Regions from separate parts of the Homo sapiens genome. Here region 2 is linked to region 1. The links are chromatin contacts, found by Hi-C or POLR2A ChIA-PET in ENCODE. All regions are on one chromosome and are shown on one strand. The core of a region is the stretch at or near the end of the contact, and the rest is flanking DNA. Distances in the headings are between cores, read along the strand shown.

What was found. A loop is a pair of places that touch in the nucleus more often than their neighbours do. ChIA-PET counts read pairs that join two places held with the same protein, here RNA polymerase II (POLR2A).
Region 2: a loop to region 1 is called in a map of IMR-90, with 2.1 times the contacts of the local background. The contact joins two enhancer-like sites. A Hi-C loop is called at or near these places in 2 of 168 maps with a recorded cell type or tissue (Caco-2 and IMR-90). POLR2A ChIA-PET finds 5 or more read pairs at or near these places in 3 of 52 experiments (IMR-90, OCI-LY7 and T-cell).

What each region holds. Positions count from the first base shown.
Region 1 is chr5:19,890,149-19,894,046 of GRCh38, reverse strand. The region is part of intron 2 of CDH18 (cadherin 18); the gene reads left to right. Among named protein-coding and RNA genes, the nearest start is that of CDH18, 96 kb to the left of the region's middle. Within about 2 kb of position 2,291, at least 2 of the 41 ENCODE cell types and tissues checked have a DNase peak (open chromatin) inside an H3K27ac peak, as active enhancers do.
Region 2 is chr5:19,927,326-19,931,223 of GRCh38, reverse strand. All of the region lies in intron 2 of CDH18 (cadherin 18), which reads left to right. Among named protein-coding and RNA genes, the nearest start is that of CDH18, 59 kb to the left of the region's middle. RefSeq lists an enhancer at 2,867-3,514. Within about 2 kb of position 2,048, at least 3 of the 41 ENCODE cell types and tissues checked have a DNase peak (open chromatin) inside an H3K27ac peak, as active enhancers do.

The DNA.
Region 1 (3,898 bases), core at 1,042-3,541:
CAGTCTATTTTAAGATAAATAATTTTTAAAATGCAAGAAAAGCAAAAAGATAGCGGGTATGCAAGGTGATAATGATAGGTTTGACAATGCAAATTACTTCTGTAAAATCATAGAACATGCTGCTTGTTTACTTTCCCACCTCTGATCTTTAATATAGGAGTTTTTCAATATGAGATAATGAGTTAAAAATAACAGGAGGCTAAATATATGTTTTCACTGGAAATCAATTTCCACCACATTTTAGCAACAATAGCTTCCTAAAAGAGAATTTAGGTGAGCAAAAATAACAAACAACAAGTGCTGAAAAGTCACATTAACTTCCATAAATCTTCCTTAAATAGTCTCTACCACTCAGTACAAATAAGCAAGACTGAAGTTCCCCTACAGTTGTGCCCTCCCTAATATTCCCCCTGAATCTGTTGTAATGTGAGGCTAAATAATCTTGTAGGAGAGAGAGAGAGAAAGAGAGAGAAAATGAATGTATGTATATGTGTGTAAATAACCTCTGCTTACAAACTAGGAATGCTTTTTAAAGTCATTATCAAGCTGTGTCAGTCTATGTGGTCCTGAAAATACAATTTGGTCCTTTCTTTTTGAAGTCCCTCTGTGTGATTCAGCAATTCCTTGTGTCTAGAAATAATGTGGATATATGCAAACGCTATTTGGGGAAAACTTTTCTCACTATGGTACTAATTCTAGTGTACTTATTAACACAATTTGTATCAATATTAACATACACAAATATATTTTATATTGTATCAGTTTCTTGTTGCTGCATAGCTTAGTACAATCAGGCTGCTATAGCAAAAGGCCATGAATTAGCTAGCTTACAAACAATAGTAATTTACAGTTTTGGAAGCTGGGATATCCATAACTCACCTCCTGGTACCTTCTCCTGTGTCCTCAGAGGCAGAGGGGCAGAGGGAGCTGTTTGGGAGGCCTCTTGTATAAAAGCACTAATGCCATTCATGAGGGCTTCACTCTCATGACCTAATCACCTCCCAAATTTCCCATCTCTCACTGCTATCACATTGGGAATTAGGTTTTAACATATGACTTTTGGGGAGACAAAAGCATTTAGGCCATGGCACTGCATAACAAATTACTCCAAAACTTGACAGCTTAAATAACAACCAGTGTTTAATATGTTGCATCACTTTTGTGGATCAAGAAATTAGAAGCCACGTAAGTGGGTGGTTTTGGTTCAGGGTCTCTTATGAGATCACTTTCAAGAAGTGTTGGCAGGGATGTCATCTTCTGAAATCTTGACTGGGCCTAGAAAATGAGCTCACCCATATGTTCTCGGAATCGGTACCTTTCTATCTGGGCCTCTGCTTGAATGTCCGTGTGATCTGATAACTGGCTTTCCACAGAGTGAACAATCCAAGAGAACACAAGGTGAAGAGTTTTTGGAAGTCACACTCCATGATTTCTACAATATTCTTATTGGTCACAGGTTCACCCTACTCCATGTCAGAGAGGACTATACAGGTACATAAATACCAGGAGGAAATGCACATGAGGATTACAGATCGTTGGAGACTGTCTCTTAGCTAAATAAGTCATTCCAGTGTTAAGAATTTTAGACAATATAATTGATGATTATGAGGGTAATAACATTACAAAGTTGATGCCCTACACAAATTCTTGTTTCCAACCCTTTCTCAATATGAAAAAGTAAAATTGAATTTCCTTATTTATTATTTTAACATATCAAAAAGTAATGAGTATCATATATCACCGCATTATTTTTCCTCCCAAAGGTAAACTAACATTAGCTAGAGCACTTTAAAGATATACTTGTCCTTTATTAACCAAGCAAGTAGAATTTTAGCTCTAAGGATACTTTAGCTACTTCAGACAGTGTCTTCTAACTTTTATTTGCAATAGAGTTAAACCTTAATTATTTCTATTGTTTCCTATTGCATTAAATTTTCAAATTAAATCTAGTTTTTATTTTGCATTTTTATCATCCCTGACACCTACCCAATTGCACATTTACTACTCATCCTCATTTCCCACAAAGTGCTAGGACTAAGAGAACAGAAAAGTGAGCTTGAAACACAGCCAAATAAAAAGTCAGCAAGACAATGCCCTTAAAGACATCTCATCTGTGGCAACTCTTCATTTGATCTTTGTTTCTCGAAGTGTCCTTCTCTCCTGCTTTGCTCCTAGGAAATGCTTTTAAACATAAAATATGTAATTACATTCCATTCTCTTAGTAAATGTGTGAGTCAGTTAGAAAGCAAACATATATAATAGGGAGATGGGATCTGCCCAGGCTGGAGGTTTGTATCATTTCCAAAGCTGATGTTTCTATTCTGAAAACAGAGTATCTCAGCCTGGGGAGAAATTCAGAGGTTACATGGATCTCACACCAATCTGAGGCTAGAATCTTCTCCTGAATATAATCCAGTTAATGTTGTTTGAGGCACTTATAACAGGGAATTCATTATCTCCTGAGGGAGATAATGTGGGAATCTTGATCAATTTGGGGCTGTTATAAGTTGTATTGTGAGTTATTACTTAAACTGAGTAAAAAAATTATAAATTATCTTTTACGTGATTATCTTTCATTTTGTGCATAACATAATCTCTGAAGCAACACTAATTCAAGTTGAAGGGTTCTAGTTTCCACAAAATATTTTTTGTAAGGATTCAGGATTATGCTCTTAGTCATGAACCTTTGATTTGGGAAAGGTTTCTACTCACACGTTAGCCCTATCCCCATTCCTCTGCCATCCAGACAAGAATTCTGAAATAAATAAAATTATACTGATGTTAGAAAGTGAAACTATAAAATCAGCACATTTTATTTTGGAGGTGCACTGTCACTTGAACGAGATAGAAAGATTCTTAGATCCACAGATAAAGGCATATTGAAGACTATATCATTTAGAACAGGGATAGGTAAAATGGAATGATACAGAGAGCAGACCAAGCCAAAGGATGCCAGTGCCAAGGGTAGAAATTGACAAGGAAGTAAGAATTACATAATGAATTTTGGATATTAGAGTCTTACTAAGGATGTTATCCACTATTGTGGAAATAGATAGTTCACCCATTAATAGTAAAGTTGTCTATTATGTAACTAAATCTTCTTTTTCTGATTCCACATTCACTCAGAAACTGGTTTTAAATTGGTTTTCTACGCAAATCTATCTATAAGAAGTGACCATTGTGGTTATTCTGGAAAAAGTATTGCAACCTATATGACATTTAAAATACATTGATGTTCAGCCTGGCCAACATGGTGAAACCCCGTCTCTAATAAAAATACAAAAATTAGCCAGGCATAGTGGTGGGCGCCTATAATCCCAACTACTCAGGAGGCTGAGGGAGGAGAATCACTTGAACCCAGGATGCGGAGGTTGCAGTGAGCCAAGATTATGCCACTGCACTCCTGCCTGGGCGACAGAGCAAGACTTTGTCTCAAAAAAAAAAAAAAATGGTGTTCTGGGCTAATGCTGTTCTGAGTTTGATTAATGTGAAATGTCTGCATTTTCTGTGCAGTGTCAAAATTGTGTCGTTTCTCAGCAAGCCAAGTATCTTTGAATGGAGCTTAGCCATTGGACATTTATATATTCAACAAGACCATTGTAGCAGGCAGAATGGTAGTCCCCCAAAGATTTCCACATCCTAATCCTCAGAACCTCTAAATGCACCACATGGAAAAAAAGTACTTTACAGATGTGATTAAGGGTCTTGAGATGGGAGATTCTCCTGGTTTATCTGGGTGGGCCCGAAGTAATCACAAGTGTTGGTAAAACAGAGAGAGATGTGACAGTCCAGGAAGGTGGAGTGTGATGTGCTCTGATATGGCAGAAGGGGCTGCAAGCTGAGAAATGCAGGCAGCATCCAGAAGCTTGTAACAGCACAGAAAACAGATGACCCCCAG
Region 2 (3,898 bases), core at 799-3,298, 37 kb before region 1:
AATCTTGTATTTGAACTAAAAGGAATAATTTTATTAATCAAGTAGATAATATGAAGGGTTATGATATTCTTAAATAATTCTTAAATGTGACAAAATTAGTGATGTAATTTTTTTAAATGCTATACCTCATGTGAGCTCACTGGCATTGTTTGACTAATACTATTTGTCTACTTAAGTATTTCAATATTTGAGTACATCGTGAACCAACCCATGTAACATATATCTAAATCATATCTGCCAAGATGTAGCAACTGAGAGTCTTGATCACACTTCCATTCTTAAGTTTATAAGGACTTATAATTCTTAATTCTGTGTTTCGAACTGAGTTTCTGTTATTAAGCTGCAGAAACATCTTAAGACTTTGGTTTATTTAGTTTGACTGTTTCTTGATTTTTTAATTTGTCTTCCTTTGTAAATGAAGACATGATCATCTTTAAATATATTACGGATCTTATGCACTACAAGCAAGGGCAGTTTCATAAGCTTAGAGATAGAGTTTATGATTCGTTTTCAGCCAGCTGTTTCCTTGACAGCACACTAGGCCTCTTGCTATTGAGCTGCTCTGAACTCTACACTTGCTACCTTACCCTTTTATTTATCTTCTCACGTACAAGTGTCCCCCGGAGCTTTGCGGAGCCTCTCCCATGGTAACCACATGATCAATATTTCCTCCTTGATTGATATGATTGTAGAACACAAAATGCTACTGTGGAAAATATAGGAGAGCCTTCTCTGTTGTTTTTCACACTTCCATAATATGAGAGAGATTTGTTTTTAATTTTCATTTTAATAATGGTTATTTCCATCTCCAAGTCATTTTTCTTCTCTTTTCACCTTTTTCTTTAGCCCTATGTTCTAACTCTGCTTCTTCAGTGTGTACACATATGTTTCTCCTTGCTCGCTCTCCATTTAGCTTTTTAACACAGTCCAGAGGCAATATTTGATAGTAATTAAGAATGCATACTTTGGCAGTAGATTCCCTGAGTTGGAATCCCAGGGTTACTAATTAGGGATGTGTGTATGTGACCTTTAGTATGTCACTTATCCTCCCTTTGTTCCGTTTTCTTCATCCATATGCTGAGAATGATAATTATAAGCTGTGACCCTTAAGGTTCTTTAAAGATTAAATGAACTAGTGTTTCAAAGAGCTTTGAATATTTGCCTAACTTATGCTAAACCTTTTATCAATGGGTGTTAGCTGCCATTCTTATCTTTTACCCTGTCACTGTCATTATACATCTGAACCTATTTTTTCTTAGTTTCTACTTCAACCTCTACAGGAGCCTAAACCAACGTTTTTCCTGCTGCAGAAAGCCATTGTGTTTTAATTTTCAGTAAATTATTGGAAATACAGTCATCCAATGATGACCATTTATGAATATAAAATGAAAGTTCAACATATATAAATAAGTTGGGCTGATTCCTTTTACTATAATGAATGCAAATAAGAGGTAAAGCCTAGCCTACAAAAATCAACTTAAGATGGTTACATTCACACACCAACATTTAAGGCATTGATGTATTGAGGCCTTTTTTTGTGTTTAAAGTCCTTGCAAGTCACATCCTAAATACCATGCAGACTAGTCCCAAATTCTGGATTTCTGTATATTATTAGGGAGGCATAACACATGTACATCAAAATTAAAAATTGTTTGACAAAGCCAATTGCAAGGGTATGAAAATACTCTGAAGGTGTCCGTAATGCCTCCTGTCTACTCTGGGCTGATACCATCTAAATATTTATTCTTCGTCTCAACATTTCGTATTTCCTCCTTGTGATTTCTTGCACTAATTTTGCACAGAAAATGTTTGATTCAGTCTTGAGGAGTCAGTCTGTTTCCTAATGCTTGCTGTGTCCTCTGCATATAGTAATGCTCTTCTGTTCTTATGGAGCATGGAGCATTTAGGTGCCATCAATACCTATGTCTGATGCCAAACTAAACCTAAGTGATTAAGTCATTTGATTAAAAGGCCTGTCTTTTGTGTTGTCTAATACTGAGGAGAGGAAGAAGTGATGACTCATAACCATGAGATTGCTAGTCACGAAGATGAGTCAGGGCCAGTTTTCTTTTCCATTGATCATATAAAACATGAACACATGTGTACTTTGCAGTCCTAGAAACTTTCATTAATTATGAAAAGTTAGAAAATTTTGTTTACAGTATTTATAAACTCTCAAGGAATATTATGGAAGCTTCACTCCCATGATGTAATTAAGGATGAAAACGATGTGTATGTGTGGCCAAAATCTGAAAAACAATAAAATAAAAATGATTTAGGTCTCTTTCAACCCAGTCTCCAGGAATGCCTCTGACTAAATTTCTTCATCTGTAAAATGGGATATTGCTAGTCATCATCTATAAGACTGTTGTAGGGACTAAATAAGATAACATATGTGAAGAGCTTAGCAGTGCCTGAGCCCCACTGTGCAGCCAATGCATTTATTCAGAGATCCTGAGTGCCAAGGTTTAAGTTCAGCTGATGATTTGCGGCAGTACACACTCTGGGCTGTTTTCTTCCCAGGTTCATTCCTGCCAATCCTCCCAGTGTTCTGATCTCTTTTGCTACTCTTAGCCCATTGTTCATTTCTTTCTTTTAACACATTCTCAAGCTCACACAGGAGTATTGTGTATCCTGTATGGATATGTATGTTACATTCCTGTATTGTGTAGCATGTATGGATATACATGCTACGTTCCATGTACTGATAGAACTTTCAGGATGATCATTTATTTCTTCCAAGTGAAATTTATACATATTTGGTGACTTCTAAATCAGATACAAAAGTAAGTCATCTTGACCATGCGTAGAATTCCCATCTTTTATTTTGTTTAGCAAAGTCTCATAGTTTTTGTATAATGCTTTCTGTGTGCCGGGCCTTCTTTTAAGTGTTTGCAAACATTAATTCATTTATGTCAGTAGTTTTTAGTACCGAAAATACAAATAACATGTGGCTGAGCAGCATATTGAGAAGAATTCTGTTTTAATAATATTGCTTTTAAATGTTTTGGCACAATTTAATTTGGTCTAAGTGTCTTTGGACTGCAGCCATTGAAAGCCAGGGCGACTCTCTGCAGGTAATTTGAGGGATCTTTTGTCCTCACAGTGTCTGGTTCTTGTTTGAGCTTCTCCATGACAATGAATCAGGACGGAGCCCTGGCAGGCTGTGTTTTTCAGAGCTCTGCATGACCAAAGAGCAAGTTGTGTAAACTAATAGATTACCTCAAATAAACACAACAAGATAGGATGGATTTAATAGACATGGAATCTCTTGTAGGCTTAGCAGCCAAATTCTCTATTTAAAGACTCAGAATCACAATGAAGCAAAATTTGGAAAAGGCTTATGCCATCTCAAGGGTCTGTCAGAACAGAGAGTACAATTTACTTGCAAGCTCCCTAAATGAATAAATATAACATCATATTGGTTGTTTGGTATTCTGGGAATAAACTAAGACCACATTTCTCAGGTTTTTTCTGACACATATTAGATTGATAACTTTTTTCTTTAAGAAATGAAATATTTTTATACATAATCTCCAAAAAATTACATGTCTGCATTAGAAAATAGCTGACCTGCAGTAACATTCATAAAAATATCATTTTGCTAAAATAATATACATCATAATAATTTATATATATGTGCTTTCATACTTTATTTCAGAATCATACATCTTTATTAAAGGAAATATGTTACTATTATTAAGGTACTGTCTATATACATTTAAAAAGTCAGTACAGTGTGGTCATTAAGAATTCAGTATCTGGAGTTGGAGACTTTTGAGATCAATTTCTGATGCTTTGAAGCTTTTTGAATTTGGCAGGTTGCGTAACCTCATCTTTTAAGTGAGGGCAAGAGTCAAAACTACCTCATAGAGTATTGTGAGAATGAAATGAGTTA